Linked DNA regions of Mus musculus: regions 1, 2 and 3 are each linked to region 4. The links are chromatin loops, found by intact Hi-C in ENCODE. Cell type or tissue: heart. All regions are shown on one strand. Region 1 holds the start of Mavs (mitochondrial antiviral signaling protein). Region 2 overlaps Smox (spermine oxidase). Region 3 overlaps Gm30590 (a long non-coding RNA gene). Region 4 holds the start of Cenpb (centromere protein B).

The links. Hi-C counts contacts between places; a loop is a spot of excess contacts. Peaks named below come from ENCODE experiments on the same cell type or tissue, not always from the same donor. Only the 100,000 strongest peaks of a DNase experiment are listed, where the experiment ranks them.
Region 1: it touches region 4 in a loop (3-fold over the local background); 2 of 42 quality-filtered maps call a loop at or near these places.
Region 2: a loop joins it to region 4, with 2.1 times the contacts of the local background. A loop is called at or near these places in 3 of 42 quality-filtered maps.
Region 3: it touches region 4 in a loop (1.8-fold over the local background); 2 of 42 quality-filtered maps call a loop at or near these places.

What each region holds. Positions count from the first base shown.
Region 1 is chr2:131,232,891-131,235,390 of GRCm38, reverse strand. It overlaps Mavs (mitochondrial antiviral signaling protein), which reads right to left and starts at 1,328. Exons shown (of 7, transcript NM_001206385.1): 1 at 1,264-1,328. In heart, no CTCF peak of the experiment used is centred here; a DNase peak (open chromatin) is centred at 1,390; H3K4me3 peaks cover 1,745 bases; H3K27ac peaks cover 1,962 bases.
Region 2 is chr2:131,508,873-131,511,372 of GRCm38, reverse strand. All of the region lies in intron 1 of Smox (spermine oxidase), which reads right to left. Among named protein-coding and RNA genes, the nearest start is that of Gm30732, 16 kb to the left of the region's middle. In heart, a CTCF peak has its summit at 1,135; DNase peaks (open chromatin) are centred at 1,142 and 1,302; H3K4me3 peaks cover 766 bases; H3K27ac peaks cover 1,773 bases.
Region 3 is chr2:131,357,320-131,359,819 of GRCm38, reverse strand. The region is part of intron 1 of Gm30590 (a long non-coding RNA gene); the gene reads right to left. Among named protein-coding and RNA genes, the nearest start is that of Rnf24, 5.7 kb to the right of the region's middle. In heart, a CTCF peak has its summit at 1,150 (motif pointing left); no DNase peak of the experiment used is centred here.
Region 4 is chr2:131,179,015-131,181,514 of GRCm38, reverse strand. It overlaps Cenpb (centromere protein B), which reads left to right and starts at 1,448. Exons shown (of 1, transcript NM_007682.3): 1 at 1,448-2,500. The coding sequence starts at 1,639. In heart, CTCF peaks have their summits at 1,105 and 1,310; DNase peaks (open chromatin) are centred at 1,284, 1,744 and 2,444; H3K4me3 peaks cover 1,823 bases; H3K27ac peaks cover 1,676 bases.

The DNA of each region.
Region 1 (2,500 bases), 54 kb before region 4:
GTCTGTTGAGCCTTCAGGGGATGAAAAATGAGGCCTCTGTAGAGGCCAGCCTGATGAAACCCTTCCTCCCCCTTTCCCAGGTCACCTAGAAAGATGTGACGATGAGGGAGTCAAATTATTGGTTTTCTGCAGTCCAACCACAACTCTGAATGCAGCCTGGGGGCGGGGAGTGGCATGGAGCCCCACCAAAAGCAGAGGAAGCTCACAGTTATTCATTTCTCGAAGGTTCTCTGTTAACAGAGGCAGCCTGAGGTCCTTTTACTTATGTCCTTTAACACAATCACAAGAGAGGAAGTGATACCAAGCTACACGGCTGACCTGCAGTGTGGAATTTGTACCCAGACTTGTTGCCATGACCTAACAGCATAGAGGTCCCTGCAGCAGGAAAACCACAAAGCCCCTCTTTACACCAAGGTCACTGCCTGGGGATGTGACTATAGGGTGAGAAGATGCAGCATTTAGGCTCTTTGAAGACATAAAAGTCTCTCAGACACAACTGGCATCAATGCTGCCCTTACTGACATTCACCTGAGTTCTGAGATCGAGGCTGAATGCCCTTCAAGTTTTTGAAGCTTCCCGGTATCCAAAGAACATTGTTTTCTGCTTTCTTTTGATTTCATCCTTTTCCTCAAACTTCTTTCTTATATCAGACCCTTTCTTATAACAGAAAGGGAGGTGGCAAGAGTGTCCTGGACACAGCAAAGCTTCCGACCTGACTTCCACAGAGCTTCTGTCCGGGTCGTGGAAATAAATATCCACACTCCCGAGGGACAAGTCTCCTGGCCTCGGACTAGATTCCTGTCGGGACTCAGGTCTCCAAGTGCAGGGAGGCTGTTTTGAACAGATGTTATTGCCTGCAACTGCCCAGATCCAGGATCAGGCCGTAGCCCGGACTGGCAGGCCTACTCCCTGGCGCGGCTGCCACAGGTCGTTGCTCGTAGCCAGGCCTCGCTCGAGTCACCAGGGCCTGGGAGAAGCAGGGGGCACTCCGAGGTTCTTTCTGTCCAGCCTGGGCAAACTCTCGGCACCACCTACCTGCTTGCTAAAGGTGCTGGATGCGGATCAAGGAACTGCCGGGGTCGCGAATCCGTGTGTGGCCGACCTCATTCTCCCCTAGTTCAGGAGCCTCTCCGACCCCACGCGCCCAGGCCCAGGGCGCCCATGCGGACTCCCAGGCGTAACTGGCCCTAGCCAAGGTTCCCTCCCTGAAGGATCTCAGTGAACACAGAGTCCTGAGCACCGACGCCCAGGCTGCAAACTTACCAAGAGAAACCAGACTAGGCAACAGGTTGACCGCGTTCGACTGTGCAGAGCCCTCGCAGATGAAGGGGGCGGGACGAAGCCAGCCACGCAGCTATTGGTCAGGCGTGGGGAGGAGGGGCGGGATCGGAAGCGCAGTCATTGGCCTGGCAGAGCCAGACTGTGATAGAGTTGGAAGTACGGCTGTTGGCTGGGCTGGGGATGCCTGGGCGGAGCTGAGCTAGGCCGGTCGCAGGGCCAGTGGATGAGTCCTGATGTTCCGGAGCGGCTGGTCTAGCGGCTGGTGCCCCGCAGGCCTTGCTTGAGGTCTCTTCTGATTTCCTGCAGGTGCATTAGGGAGATTGTTTCTTCCTGCTTAGTCTAGAACACTTTTCAGGGGAAGTCCAGATACCCAGAAAACTGCAGTTCTTAGATTCCGTTCCATTCCTCAGGCAAAGCAGATCTTCTAGCCAAGTACTGGAGGAGAGAGGGTCTTCATGTGATCTGCTCCTATGTCTCCAGTGCTCCATAAACGTAGTGTCGCACAAAATGTCATAGGGACATGAGTGCCTAGCCAGATGACACCAGCTGGGCTGGTAGGAACAGGATGCAGCAAAAGACTGCATCTATCTGGGGATATGCACCAAGCTACAACCGCTTATAGCTCCAACACCAGGGTAACCCGACTCCTCTGACCTCCACTGGCTTACAGAGACAAAGGAACGAAAGCTTTTCGCTTCCAGTCAATTCTTTCAACCAGAAGTAAAAAACGAACATAGTTAAAAAGAAATCAGTTACCTCAGCACGGCTAGATGGTAGAAATGTCTTATAACTCGATGTAGGTGGAGAGTACGCAGCTGGAGCACATGTAAAAATATATCAACTGGGGCTGGTGAGATGGCTCAGCAGGTAAGGGCACTTTTTGCCAAGCCAGAGATCTGAGTCTGACCACTGTAATCTGCATAATGGAAAGAGAACTAACTCCAAAAAGCATTGGCATTTATCACCCCTCCCATCATAAATATAAAACAGGAAAAAAGCTGAAAAATGCATCAATGACATACTTAATGCTATAATCTCCTATCTAATACAGTTTTAAAGACAAGCCTAAGGGAGCACTGAGGTTAGAGCTGCCACCATGCTGGAACTCTTTGAATGAAATTAGATTTTATTACTGTTTGTTTTAGTTAGGGTTCCCGTTGCTATGAAGAGACATCATGAGCATGGCAACTCTTAGAAAATTTAATTGGCATTTGCTTAC
Region 2 (2,500 bases), 330 kb before region 4:
AAGAGCTAGTATCCAACAAGCCTTGCTATTCTGGGTAGGTCCTTTCTCCATCCACCCAGGCCCCCAGTCACCACAAAACAGCAATGAACCCAGGAAACACTGGATAGTGATGACCCGTGGCACCAGAGACCAGACATCAAATTGACAGTTATACGCTGCCAGCTTGCTTAGAGACGCCAGGCTTGGGCAGCTGGTAATGTAGGGCGAGAAGGTGGCCCAGGGCTGGAATACACTGCTCCTCTAGTCTAAGAATGGCCAGAATACTTTGAAATTCAGCTCCTGTCCTATCCCTTTCATTCCCTGACTCAGCAACGTAAAAGATCAGTTGTCTCAACTAAGGTTTGAGTCACAGATGCCGCAGAATTTAATAGTACCAAGATCGAATGAGGAAATAAAGATGGACAGAAGCTGCTAGTTCACAAGCCAAGAAGCAAATAAAAACCCGTCACCCACACCCATGAAGCAAGTGTGGCCTTTCCCAGCCTCCACACAGCAATCCACTTTTAAAAATCAGGCACATCCCTCCAAATAGACATGTCAAAGACATTTATAGCTTTATCACACTAACCAAATCTGGAAACAACCCAAAAGCCCACCAATGAGAACAGATGCTCAAACCGTGTAGTACTCTCATGCCATGCAAAACTCAGCAACTACAGAAACAAGCAGCTGTGCTCCAACAGCAGCACAGATGCACCTATGAACGTGACTGAGCCAGAGGCCAGACTCCGAGCTGCACATACTGTGTGGCTCTATTCACACGAAGTTCAGGGAAAGGCAAACAATCTGTTGAGGACAGAGATTAAGGGAAAGGGGACATGAATGAGAATAGTAAGGGGAGCTTGCTGCAGTGGAGGGAGCAGATCTACCTGGATCGGAATGGAGGTTACACAGCATGCCAAGACATGTCCACTTCCTTCCAAGGTTTCCATTTTCCCCAGTACAGTGTCCTCTAACACTTGCAGGTTTAGCGAAGTAGGTGCTTTTTTTCCTAAATATGCTCAGGCTAAGAGGCTGCTTCTCCCCCAACTTATTCCATGTGATGTATGGGCCTAGACAGATGTGCTTCCTCTAGCGAGCCTCCTACTCCACTCCCAGACTCAACTAGCCAAGTCAAGCTAGAACATGCTTCCTAAACTACAAGCAGATGGCGCTAGAGACCCAGAATCCCTCCCGGGCAATCCAGGCTTTGCTCGAGAGGCCACTAAAAGGTGGGCGCCAGCCTTTCCTGCCTCCTCCTCCCCCTCCTCCTCCACTACCCTCTCCCCCTTCTTTTAGGCCCCCACCCTCTAGGGAACATGCCAAGCCGGGCTTCTGAAGTCTCTCCCTCCCTTCTCCTCTGCCTAGGTTCCTGTGCACTAAATTTAGAGGTGAGGATGTGGCGGATTGCACGCGCTGGCAGGGTCAGTGGTGATGCCACCGGAAGTCTGCCAGCCACCGCCAACGCTGTGAGAAGCTAGCAAACACACAGAGTGCTGTGGAGGGCCTGCGTCAGCTGTAATGACGCCAGGGTGCCCATGCAACAGGTGAGACCTGACACCGCTGCGTGCCCCAGCCCATACGCTGGAAAAGTGGGGAATCCCCTTGATAGCACCCTGGCCCCAGAGACACTCCAACAGCCTCACTTTTGCAATAAAGGGGTGGGAAGGTGGCAGTGTTTGTAAAGCTTAAAAGTGGAGCCAGGTCTTGAAATGCTACTATGTAAAGCAGGTGTAAAAGGGATTGAACTGGAGTTCTCACACTGACTGCGGCCAAATATGCCTGTAATTCCAGTACTGGGAAGGCTAAAGCAGGAAGATCATGAGGTTCAAGCTAACCTGGGATACATTGAAAGACATTACCTAAAAAAAGAAAAGCAAAACCTGGGGTGGGGGTGGGGGGTCTTGCTTATCACAGGATCCCTGACGCTACCTTCTAAAAGCCAGAAGAGACCTCCTGACCTTTCTTCCCCTAGGCATGACTATACACTGCTGTTGACAGTCAAATAAGGTTATTATAAGACTATCAGCATTTAAGGACCTGACACATGCAGGAACTGTAGAAATGACAGGATTCTGAAAAGGACCACAAGCCATCTTATAGATGACTGCAGAAAGACCCCTCCATTCCCAACACCAAATCTCAGAGACCCTGGACAAGGGTATCAGATGCAAACAGCACAGGACCTGCGAGGGTCCTAACCCACTGACCTTCCCAGCTAACTCTACAGTACTGGTCTTCCATGAGTCTTGTCCCAAACCAGCTCCATCCACCCCTGTTGCCCACAAGAAGCCAGAGGCCACAGAGAGCCACAGACGGCAGAGGATGTCTACCATGGCAATCTTACCACACTGTGTCCATGCACCATGAGGCCCAACTGAAAAATCAGAGAAGACATATCCAGAGAGCCTGCTATGCCAGGCTCAATCAACCTTTGCTGTTAGTTTTAATCACTTTCCCCACTTGTTTTTTTTTTTCCTAAGGGGTGGGGGTTATAGAGGGAGGGAGGGAGGGAGGGAAA
Region 3 (2,500 bases), 180 kb before region 4:
GTCTTGGTTTGGTCCAGTGTTTCCTCACTATGACATTTTGTAATGGTAATGTTTATCCTGTGATGTTGGGAGTACATAGTCTTTTTATTTTGATTTCACAGTTTTGTTTTGTTTTGTTTGTTTGTTTGTTTGTTTTCAAGACAGGGTTTCTCTGTGTAGCCCTGGCTGTCTTGGGACTCAACTCTGTAGACCAGGCTGGCCTCAAACTCAGAAATTCGCCTGCCTCTGCCTCCCAAGTGCTGGGATTAAAGGCATGTGCCACCACTGCCTTGATTTCACAGTTAAGAGATTGCATGAATCTCAGAGGAGACTTAGAACTTTGGACTTTTGAGAGTGTTATAGACTATGAGAAGTTCTGAAGTTGGACTAAATGTATTTTGCCTTATGCTATAGCTACGTATAGCCCACATAGACTCATGTGTTTGAACAAGCGTGTGGGGGCTAAGAGAAAAATAACTCAGCCTTCTTCTCTATGGAACCTTTCTGAGCTACCAGCAAACATCACCTCCCCAGACAACCACCATATATCCACTGTTCACCAGACTGAGGACATACGTGTCCTGAGAAGACACTCCTGCTTCTGCAACTGAAATGTTCACAGTCTGTGGGAGAGACAATATGCAACTGAGTAGAGACTTCAAAGGGTACCCAATGCCAAGACAGAAATGGGTACAGGTGGAGATTCTCAAAGAAGGTGGGAGTGGGTGGGAGTGTTTGTCAGTGGGTAGAAACAAAAAGACATCATTTAAAAGTAACATTTTATGCCCAGAATGGTGGCACACACCTGTAATCTCAGCACTGGGGAGCCAGAGGCAGGAAGATCTCTGTGAATTCTAGGCCATCCTGGTCTACATAGCAATTTCCAGGCCAGCTATAGCTGCACAGTAAGACCCAGACTAAAATAGCAACAACAACAATAGCAAGAATAAAATGTGTTTTAAAATACTTAATCATAATACACTGTGTATATGTATACAACTGCTAACAAATAAATAAAAACTAAGGAAAAGATGCACACAAGCTGGAGAGAGGACTCAGCAGTTAAAACATGCTTGCTGCTTTTTTAGAGGACTGCAATCTAATTCCCAATAGCATGTTAGATGACTTAAAAACTGCCTATAATTCCAACTCCAAAGGATCTGATGACCTCTTCTGGCCTCCACAGGCACTTCTCAATGCACTTGGACCTTCAAATAAATAAACAAATAACAAAATATAATATGATCTTTTTATTTATTCAAAAAAAGAAAGAAAGAGAGAGAAGCAAAGAAGGAAGGAAGGAAAGAAGGAAGGAAGGAAGGAAGGAAGGAAGGAAGGAAGGAAGGAAGAAAGGAAGAAAGGAAGAAAGAAAGAAAAAGAAAGAAAGGAAGGAAGGAAGGAAGGAAGGAAGGAAGGAAGAAAGAAAGAAAGAAAGAAAGAAAGAAAGAAAGAAAGAAAGAAAGAAAGAAAGAAAGAAAGTTAGTTCATCTAAATCCAGGGTTTCTACCCTGTCTTTGGCCATTCAGTTCCTCAATAAAAGACACAATGTTCATATTTATAATAAGTCTTAATCAGCACTACAGCTGGGCTATTAGACTCTATTTTCCCATCAATAACCCCAAATTATAATTTACCATGTTCTGTCTGGGCTGCTCTTAACTTCAATTGGCCAGCCCTCATGGCCGTGCTTTCATGACTCCCCTAACCCATGGCTACTTCCTCCTCTCTCCCACCTTCTCTCTCTCCTCATGGTTCTCCTCATGGTCCAAGCCTGGGAACCCTAAGCCAAGCCTAACACAATTCTTCCCAGCTATAGGCGGTAGGCATTTTTATTTACCAATCAGGGATAACTTGGGGGCGTGGTCACATAGAGTCACTTGGGTCTACAGTAGATTCTCTCATCCTGTATGCAGCCAGGCCTTGGGGACCAATATTTAGCATTACAGCATATAGCAAAGGACCAACCCTCAACACACAGACACACTGTATAATAAAATAAACTGTTTTTTAAAAGATTAATTTTTGGTTCACAGTAAAAATAAGAGGAAACTACAAAGATTTTTCTTATACCAAGATTTCTTAAACTTTTCTCACTCACAATCCCTTCTTGCCTAAGATTTTTTTATGCAATCCCACGAAATAGGTACATAATCTGTGCAGATATATAAGCACACCACTTCAACACTATTGATAATAAATCACAACAATTATTTTAAAACAATTCTTTGGTACACATGGAATTGTACCACTTATTAAGGACAAAAGTAAGTTTGCATACTACAATGATGTGTTTTATATAAGGAATTGATCTTAAGGGAGCCTTGGAGATGGCTTAGTGGGTAAAGGTGTTTGCTATACAAACCTGATAACTTGAACTTGATACCTAGAACCTGTCTGTAATGCAGGAGAGAACGGATTCCCAAAGTTATCCTTGACATGCATTCACACATCATGGTGTGTGAATACCCCTCCCCTAACACCATAGACACTATTAATAGATAGGAATAAAGATTGGCCTAAT
Region 4 (2,500 bases):
CATACCAAACCAAGATGCTCTCTGCAACTGATACCCACTGGCAAAGGGACAATCAGGGTTTTTTTCCCCATGGAATGTCAGAGTATATCAACCACACTCAAGGGCAGATCCACGCCCAGGTGTAGTTGGTCAACACAAAATGAACTCAATGGTATTTTTGTAGACTTTTTTGGGTATTTGTTTGTTTGTTTGTTTGTTTTACTGGTCTTTTGCTTGTTTGTTTTGAGTTTTGTCTTTGTAGAGTTCTCTCTCTCTCTCTCTCTCTCTCTCTCTCTCTCTCGTTTCTTGGGTTGTCTGGTATGGTGGTACATGCTTTAGTCCCAACACTGGGGAGGCAAAAGCAGGAGAATCTCCATGAGTTTCAGACCATAACAGGTCAATACAGAGTTCCAGGTCAGCCAAGGCTATATAATGAGACTCTGCTCAAACAAAACGAAAACAGGCAAGCAAAACACTGCACTGTGCGCACTGCCTCAAGGGTTCATCACTTTCGTGTTTGGTCCTGCAGGAGGAGGTTTTAAGATTTATTTGTACAGATGTTTATGTACATACGCATTTTTGTAGTTTTAGATATGGCTACTTGCATGGGGAGGGGGGAACCAATAACACCCAGATGTTAATAGTGTTTATGGATTTGAATTACTAGATCTTGTTTATTTTTGTTTTTCAAGAAAGTGGTATTCTGCATAACAAACAGCCCTGGAGACCAGGCTTGGCTCAACCTCCACCTACCTCTGTCTCCCTCATGCTGGGATTAAGGCATGCGCCATCACAAAAATTGCTAGAATTTTTAAAATGTCATTAACACCATCAAGTGGATTTAAATGCTATGTTGTCTTTACAATAACATAACTGCGTAACCATAGATTGGCTCTTTCACATTTGGAAGAGTATACACCATTAAAGTTCATGTTAGGTGTCTGAGAAAAAGGCGCAGCACTTAAAGTGCACAGGCTGCTCTCAAGAGGTTTGGATCCCAGCACCCATGTTGCAATTCATAATTACCTGCAATCCTACTCCTGTCTGAAGCCCTCTTCTGGTCTGCTTGGGCATCTGCATGCAGGAGCGCCTACACACAGGCAGACATTCACATGCATAAAGACAATTATTTAAAAAGAAGCATACAGACAATTGCATTTACACGTAGCAAAAAATCCTAATCGCTTGACGCCAACCAATTAAAACGCAGTCTAAGCAGCCTGATGCCAGCTAGCCGCCTCTGGAGGAAAGAGCAGACCGGAGAGCACCAAAAGGTCCCTGCGCATCTGTCCAGGTGCCTAAGTGCGTTTTGTCTCTGCCGATGACCTTTCCCGCGCGTGGCCGAGGCGCACAGTCCGGGCCTCAGCGCCCCCGGCGGCGGGTCCGGGCAGCGGCGCGGGGTCCGGGAGGCGGCGCCCAGCGTCCCCCCGCTTCCCGCGAGATCCCGCGCGCGCTCCGCCCCGCGCCGCGCCGCGCTCCCCGCTGGGCACGTCCTGCCGCCCGCGCCGCTCGCCACCGCCCGCCGCCGCCCCGCGAGCCGCTTTGTCTCGGGCGGGGCGCGCGGAGAGGCCACCAGGTGCCCCCCCCGCCGCGGGCCCGGGCCCCCCGCCCCGGGGCGGCGACGGCGGTGCCGGGCCCCGGGGCGGAGGGCGCGCCGGGATGGGCCCCAAGCGGCGGCAGCTGACGTTCCGGGAGAAGTCGCGGATCATCCAGGAGGTGGAGGAGAACCCGGACCTACGCAAGGGCGAGATCGCGCGGCGCTTCAACATCCCGCCGTCCACGCTGAGCACCATCCTGAAGAACAAGCGCGCCATCCTGGCGTCGGAGCGCAAGTACGGAGTGGCCTCCACCTGCCGCAAGACCAACAAGCTGTCCCCGTACGACAAGCTGGAGGGGCTTCTCATCGCTTGGTTCCAGCAGATCCGCGCCGCCGGGCTGCCGGTCAAGGGCATCATCCTGAAAGAGAAGGCGCTGCGGATAGCGGAGGAGCTGGGCATGGACGACTTCACTGCTTCCAACGGCTGGCTGGATCGCTTCCGCAGGCGCCACGGTGTAGTGGCCTGCAGCGGCGTGACCCGTTCTCGGGCGCGAAGCTCTGCCCCTCGGGCCCCAGCGGCACCTGCCGGCCCAGCCACGGTGCCCTCCGAGGGCAGCGGTGGGAGCACACCCGGCTGGCACACGAGGGAGGAGCAGCCGCCGTCGGTAGCTGAGGGCTACGCCTCGCAGGACGTGTTCAGCGCCACCGAGACCAGCCTGTGGTACGACTTTCTGTCGGACCAGGCCTCAGGGCTCTGGGGAGGTGATGGACCGGCGCGCCAGGCCACCCAGCGCCTTAGCGTTTTGCTGTGCGCCAACGCCGATGGCAGCGAGAAGCTTCCCCCACTGGTCGCAGGCAAATCTGCCAAGCCCCGTGCAGGGCAAGGTGGTCTGCCCTGCGACTACACTGCCAACTCGAAGGGTGGAGTCACCACCCAGGCTCTGGCTAAGTACTTGAAAGCTCTGGACACTCGAATGGCAGCAG